Regions from separate parts of the Mus musculus genome. Here region 2 is linked to region 1. The links are chromatin contacts, found by Hi-C or POLR2A ChIA-PET in ENCODE. All regions are on one chromosome and are shown on one strand. Each heading gives the region's core, a stretch centred on a gene start or an enhancer-like site at or near the end of the contact. The rest is flanking DNA. Distances are from core to core; before and after follow the strand shown. Region 1 overlaps Nup93 (nucleoporin 93). Region 2 holds the start of Slc12a3 (solute carrier family 12, member 3).

Region 1 (3,495 bases), core at 972-3,471:
ATATAAAGTTGAGTCTGAGGCTTTTGGGGGAGTTTTTAAAGGCAGAAATGAACTGAAATATGGTAGCCTCTGGAACGTTTGTTTTTCTCAGAAGCCTCTCAATAACAGAAGAGTGAAGACACTGTTAATATCTATTCCTGGCAATTAATAAAGGAAGTGGCACTTTAATAGCATAAAGTTATTTGGAAAATTAATATCCTTAGGATGCCATTGAAGAAAGAGAAACAACTTTTAAAGGAAGGTAGGAATTGAAAGATTGTTAACTTTTCAAGTGTTGCCTAGATAAAAATAGTGTGCTTTAACATAAGTTTCTTGAGGCTGTTGCCCTGCTATGGATTCTTGTGGCCCAGTTCTTACATCTGGTGAGTGTAAGGAATGACTCCAGTGTCTGGCTTGCATGGCAAGATGGAGTTGAGCAGTGTGGGAATTCCTAGATATATTTTAATCGACATGTAAACTATATTTGGGGCTGGTGATATGGCTCAGTGGGTAAAAGTGCTTGCCATGAAAGCCTCACGGCCTGAACTTGAACCCTGGAAACCATGGAAAGGTAGAGGAGGATTCAACTGAACACATGTACACATGTATCCATATGTTCATGCATGCATACATATGTACACATATACATATGCTCTCTTTCTGAGAATCACTTTCTTAAAAAATAAAAAGCAGTATTTAAAGGCGGATTTAACGTAGGTGGGTTGAATTTTGGCCATGGCCACTGGGCGTCTCCCCAGGCGAGTTGTCTGGAAAATGACTCAGCAAGCAACAGACTTGGCTAGAGAAGCTGAGCTGAGGCTTCCTGACAGATGACACGGCTGCTGCTCTGCTCTGTGCTGTGCTGTGTGAAACTTGTGAATATTGAGCAGACACTAATTTTGATAAGACACTTAATACCATATTTCAAGTGTCAATCATACAGCTTTCCCATATTTTAGCATCTCTGAAATCACAGCATCTTACTCAGTTATGGGTTGTAGTTTGGCAGCATTTTTATTCTTTCCAGCTTATAGTGGCATGTATGACATGTCTTAAATGAATGATGTGATTGGTTGGTAAAATATAGACTGACAGTGTGGATTTGACGGCCTCACCCCAGATGCTTCTCAGTTGTGTACTGTGCTCCCTGTCTGGTTCCTAAGGGATGGCCGAGTTCATATGTTGGGGTTGGAGTAGAATTCCAAGCACAGAAAGTACCCTGCTGCTCTTTGCAAAAGAAGTTCAAAACTACTCAACAGGCCCTTCATTTTCCTTCTGTGATGCACCACAGAAAGTTCCTCACACCGTGAGCTTTTATGCACTCACACTGTCCAGACAACCTCTGTCCATCCTTCTGGTTCCCTGCTAGGGACTTCTGTGTATGGATATTGTATGTTTGTGACATATTGTTTTCTTGTCATCTATATAAGCTGCATCATTGTGTATTTGAGGTTCTACAGTTTTGCTTTGTCCCATGTTTTACTCACATTAGAGGTTTTGGTTTTGGTGGTGGTGATCCATGTGGGTAAGTATGTGTTGGTTTCCTTGGTGTCCCGGTGGTTTGTTTGTTTGTTTGTTTGTTTGTTTGTTTGTTGTTCATAATTAAACAGTACTGGGCTTTTATAACAAAATTTTCTAAATTAATCAGTTTGATTCCTCTTTGTGTTCATGAAGGCAAAAATTCTATGTAGAGACTCATCTATCTCTCCCTCTGTGGTATCACTGGATTTAGTTTTCACCCTAGACTTGTTTTGTGCGAGCGCTATTATAGTTCTTTCTCTCCTGTCTAGAGTGCACCCTCTCCTTGGTAAAGTTTTACACACCTCTACCTACACTTTGTACAATCATGGGTGCTAAAATAAAAGTGTGCCACTCCCTTCTGCTACATGCCTATCCCAGAATGGCTATTTTCTGAATGCTCTCTACTCTGAGAAGCCCATTCCTTCTGTGTGTGTGTGTGTGTGTGTGTGTGTGAGAGAGAGAGAGAGAGAGAGAGAGAGAGAGAGTGTGAGTTAGGGGCTCACACTGCTCACTCACTGCTGTCTCTTTGCATACCTCCAGGCTCCCAGTGAGCCCTTCTCTAGCCTTGTCTGCCTGGCTTCCTTGCCTTTCTGGTCTCTGGTTCCCTGGCCCTGTTATGCATTCCTTTATTGTGCCCTGTCTTGTCATAGCCAACATGGCTTGATCTAAAGACTACATGTTTTCCAGACCTGATTGGAGCTCGGAGGTGTAGGGAACATTCTCCCATGCAGCGTGCTGTGCGTCCGTGTTCCCAGTTCTTAGGCAGCTCTGACTGTGGAATTCCAGCTGAACGTTTGCCAGCCGCTTCTATTCAGGAGTTACAGTGCACACATCCTGTTGATGGATAATTGACTTTATGTGTGGTAAAATTGTGGCTTGGCCAAGGGCAGCTGAAGGAGAGGTGCTTTTGAAAACAGGAGCATTAGGCAAAAGTCATTTAAATGGAAATTCAGAGACTGCAATCAAGTACTCTTTAAATGCATAATTTTTAAAATTAAGTTTTTAGTACTGGAAACTATTTCCTGGGGCTGTTAGAGGATAGCTGAACCTGTGTCCTTGTAGCAGAGCCTTGCTGCTGTTCTCTGTTGCTTTCCCTGTTCAGGTTACAGACATGGATGTGTTTATGCAATCGAGTACTGTTCTTAACTGATGCCGCTGTGTCTTTACTTATAGCCGAGTTACATCGGTGATGTGAATCCCCCTGGGCGAAGCTCTCTGGATAGCATTGAGATGGCCTATGCCCGGCAGGTGAGTATGCCTTTTAGAAACATTTCATCCTGGAGAAGGAATGCTATGATCCTTAGAGAGTCACAGGAGTAGTGATTTCACAGCAGAGTCAGACCTGAAAGCACGGGGACGTCTTGCTCATGGGATTAGTTAATATTTCACCATGAATGCAACTGTTCTCTATTCTGTTAAATGGGTTAATCTCATGACTCAGATAGTGCGGGGAAATTGAAATTTGCTCTCTACTGACCAGGTGTTTCTTTTGGCATTGTTGGCAGTAGCTTCCTAGAGAATGAAGCAAATGGGGTTCTGCAGTAACTGAATCACTTACTTGGCTGGCTAAGGATATGGTCAGATCCTTTTACCCTTATTGAGTGGGGCTGTCAAAAGGCTGTGTGCCTTGGTAAGCAGTGTGCTGACACTGCATAGCATTGCAGTGAAGGCAAGATGCTCCTGCCGTGTCGGGGTCGTGCTCCTGGTTGCTGATCATGAGCCTGCACCACTAAGCACAGATCAAGATCAAGCTGTGCGCAAGACTTACCTGGGGCTGATCAAGGCTTACCTGGGGCTGATGCTTGGAATAAAGGAATGCAACTCAAGGAAGCCCGTGTTTTACTGTAGTTGCTGCTTTCCTCCACAGAGTCTCCAGATCTGCATCATTTAGTCATGACCCTGAGAGACACGAGGATGTATTTCCTCCCTGCCACCCTGGAGTGTGAGAGTTAGGGGTAGAAACAGATGGCGACTACAAAAGTGAGCATGGCCTAT
Region 2 (3,669 bases), core at 226-2,725, 37 kb after region 1:
TTTGTGCCATCCTTCCTCATTCCTTTATATTCAGCCTTTCTTATGCTCTTTCTTCATGTTATACTGTACCCACGGGTACTTTTGTTTTTATGCATACATATATTTTTGGCTAGATTCCACAGGAGGGAGAGTGTGTGGTTTATTTCTGAAGTTGTATGATCTCACCTAATATTCATACTGAGACTGTCCATTTTCCCGAAAACATTTTAACTTGATAGCCAAGTAGCATGCATATATATAATTTATACTTATATAACTTATGTATACATGGTTTATACATATACATAGTTTTTTTTACCCATTCATTTGTTGATTGTCAAGGTCGATTCCAAATCTTTGTTATAGTCAATAAAGCAGCAAGAAGCATGTACCGTCGTCTCCTATTCTTGTAAGGGGCTGGGTCACCTCACTGGGAAGTAACTGAGAGCAAATTCAGGACATGTGTCTGGGAGGGCAGAGGGAGCGGGCTTTAGGGTAGCCCTAAGCCTCAGATGATTCAGGGAAACACTGGGTGGTTCCAGAGACAGGGCAGGATGCCAGGCTTTTGTGCCCCACAGCCATGGATTACTGAACGCCCAGCCTCTTAGGGAAAGATAGTTATGGGTGGGGCCATTAATGTAAGGGCTGACTCTGGGACCCCTCACAGCTACAAGTCCATTGCTTTCTTAGGACACATCCAACATCCACTAGTTCATCATCAAGACCCAGAGTGTCTTTCATACCCCAGGGCAATGCCCCTGCAATGGCTTAGGAGCCTTTGCTGACCAGATCTCCTACTTCATGGGAACAATGCATGGCTCCAGGGAGGGAAAGACCAGTTGCTCTGGGCTCCAAACTACAGCCCCGTAGGCCAGCCTGTGAATGTGTAGGTCAGGCTGCACTGTGCCTGTTTACCCTAGAGGCCAGTGGCCAGCACCAAGCTCTCAAGGTTTGTCAGTCAAGAGGTGGCTGCAGGTCTGGCTTGAGGCCACTAATCACAATGGCTTATGTATATTGAAATGTATCAGGAAAGACGCTGAGACTGTGAGGGATGGAGATCGGAAGGCAGACTTCCTTTTTTTTTATATGCATGTCCTAAGATGACATCCATTCAAACTAGTAAATAAAATGAAAGAAATACATTGTGCCCAACACGAGGACTGTTAACCTGCAGTGTAGGTAGGCACCTTGCAGCAGGCCTTCTCTGGGTCCTCTCTCATGTCTGCTGCTTCCTGGGTCCTAGCTGCAGAACCTCTGCTACCCTAGGCTTAGAAGGGCTACTGCAGGACTCAGGGATGTGGCCCTGGCTCTAGCCCAGCCCTCCTGCTCCAAATTGGCCCCTGTGTCAATGATCAGATAAATGGGGGCAGGACAGCAGTTGCTATGGCTCCGCCCCCCACCCTGGCAGAGACCCTGCTCACTTGCCATGGGCGGTCTGGACCAAGCTCCCGCCTCCTCCCAGCCTATAAAGCCACCCTCAGTGCCCTTGCCCACTCTTGTCCCCTCCTTTGATACCCAGAGCCATAATGGCAGAGCTCCCCGTGACAGAGCTGCCTGGCGATGCTCTGTGCAGTGGGCGCTTCACCATCAGCACACTGATGGGAGGCGATGAGCCCCCACCAGCTGCCTGTGACAGCAGCCAGCCCAGCCACTTAACACACGGCAGCACCTTATACATGCGCACCTTCGGTTACAACACCATAGACGTGGTGCCGGCCTACGAACACTATGCTAACAGCGCTCTGCCCGGTGAGCCCCGGAAGGTGCGGCCCACCCTGGCTGACCTGCATTCATTCCTCAAGGTAAGCAGAAGTTCAAAGACTGGCCGCTTCCTGGCTGGGTAACGTTGGCATGATTGCCCAACATGTTCTGTCATTCGTGTTGTGAAAATGACTGGGCATCTTCCTCTAGGGTCAAGACACCCAAATGAATAGTGGACAGAGGTGCCATGAAGCTTGGGGGCACAAGTAATACATATTGTCCAGGCACCGGCAGCACAATGATAGCATAGCCTGCTGCTTATACAAATGCAGGTTGCACACCGCTGGGAGAGACTGTGAGAGGGAGGGAGGGAGCATGGTGAGCCCTCTCAAATATTAGCTCATCGGCTTCGCTGTCTGGGAGGCTGGAGGGTCCAATCCCTGTCACCTCACGGTTTCACCAACAGTTGGATGTTCTAACCTCTAACACTCTTCCGTGTTTCAAAGCTTCCCTCTGAAGGGACCAAACAAGACCCCTTGTTTGAATAGGGATGCTGAGATAGGTACTGGGATGAAGGTCCCAGAGTAGGCTGCGGTTGGTAGGAATACGAAATAGAAGATGACCATGCTGGAGTCCAGGCCTGGGTTCAAGACTCTCTGTGTCAGAGACCTGGTGTGTGGCGTGTGACATACTGCTTCACCTCCCATCCCGTGTCACTTCTCAGACTGCAGGCTTGTCAGACTCCAGCCCTCTGCCCTAGAGGGGAGGAGCCTCCCGGAGCAGAAGCATTCTGAATGCTCAGCTTGCTTGCTCTCTCTGGTGTTTCTCCAAGCTTCGAGTAGCATTGTACCCAGGAAGCTGTCCAAGGGCTGCCTGTGTGGCAAAGTGGGGCAGGCAAGACTGAATACAGACACCCAGCCCCTAACCCCCATTGCCTGACTCCTATTGGTCTCTGGGCCCCCAGCAGGAAGGTAGCCACCTGCATGCCCTGGCCTTTGATGGACGGCAAGGTCGTGAGCTGACTGATGGACTTGTGGAAGATGAGACAGGCACCAACAGTGAGAAGAGCCCTGGAGAACCTGTTCGCTTCGGCTGGGTCAAGGGGGTGATGGTGAGTGGCTGTGGCCCGGAGCTTGATGTCTAGACAGGGTGGGGGTAGAGCCCCATTCAGCCTCAGCTTTGACTCTCAGGCCCTAGTGAGCAGTTTAGACCTGGAGCTCAGTTTGGGCCTCAGTTTCCCCATCAGCAGTGGCCTCCAATTAATTGTATTTGGCTTCCCACAGTTCTTGGGCGCTCTTGGCCAAGACCCAATCCTAAGAAGATCTCTGCTTAGCTACTCACTAGTGTTGTAGCCTTAGGAAAGTTACTTAGCTACTCCTGCCTCAGTTTCCTCACCCGTAAAACTGAGCATTAAAATAGTTGTTAGGTGTGAGAGTTCTTGGATCAATGCCTGCTAGGGGGTTATTAGAAGAAATTCCCCACATGGCCACTAGAGGGCAGCACTAACATACACATCGACAATCCCTCCTCTCCCATCGCATACCATGGTACAGCCTAGTGTTAGCTGTAGTATGAAGCATAAGTAACCCTTCAGGAAGTAAAGACTCAATGCCCTTGACTTTGAAAGACAATATAGGGTTCTACAAAGATGTGGGGATGGGGTACAGGAGAAAGCAGAACCAGAGCCTTCACCCCCTCCCCGGGGGCTCCACATTCAGAGTTGGGACACCCCCCTGATCTGTGTTAGCCAGAACCAGGCACACCCTGATTTTCATCTCAGCAGATGTGAGCCCCAGAAATCTCATGAGTGTGAAGGTCACACGTCCCTACCTGGCCCTAGTAGTTGGCAGGGCCAAAGGCCTTGTCGGACCCTCCCATTTGGAATTTCAGCCCCAGTGATGACCTCTGGCTTTGCCTTTAATATGGAAGCAACCTGAGCTTTGATTTCTGCTCTACGTGGGGTGCTGGCTTCCCCTGGCTTTTGCTGAT

Evidence for each region. A loop is a pair of places that touch in the nucleus more often than their neighbours do. ChIA-PET counts read pairs that join two places held with the same protein, here RNA polymerase II (POLR2A).
Region 2: a map of gastrocnemius shows a loop between it and region 1 (2.0-fold over the local background). The contact joins the promoter of Slc12a3 here to the enhancer-like site in region 1. A Hi-C loop is called at or near these places in 2 of 37 maps with a recorded cell type or tissue (Patski and gastrocnemius). POLR2A ChIA-PET finds 5 or more read pairs at or near these places in 1 of 5 experiments (Patski).

Annotation. Positions count from the first base shown.
Region 1 is chr8:94,289,995-94,293,489 of GRCm38, forward strand. It overlaps Nup93 (nucleoporin 93), which reads left to right. Exons shown (of 22, transcript NM_001357266.1): 6 at 2,674-2,748. Among named protein-coding and RNA genes, the nearest start is that of Mir138-2, 33 kb to the right of the region's middle. Within about 2 kb of position 2,222, at least 1 of the 3 ENCODE cell types and tissues checked has a DNase peak (open chromatin) inside an H3K27ac peak, as active enhancers do.
Region 2 is chr8:94,327,733-94,331,401 of GRCm38, forward strand. Slc12a3 (solute carrier family 12, member 3) reads left to right here and starts at 1,476. Exons shown (of 25, transcript NM_001205311.1): 1 at 1,476-1,781; 2 at 2,645-2,791. The coding sequence starts at 1,506. It also overlaps a transcript of Nup93 not described here.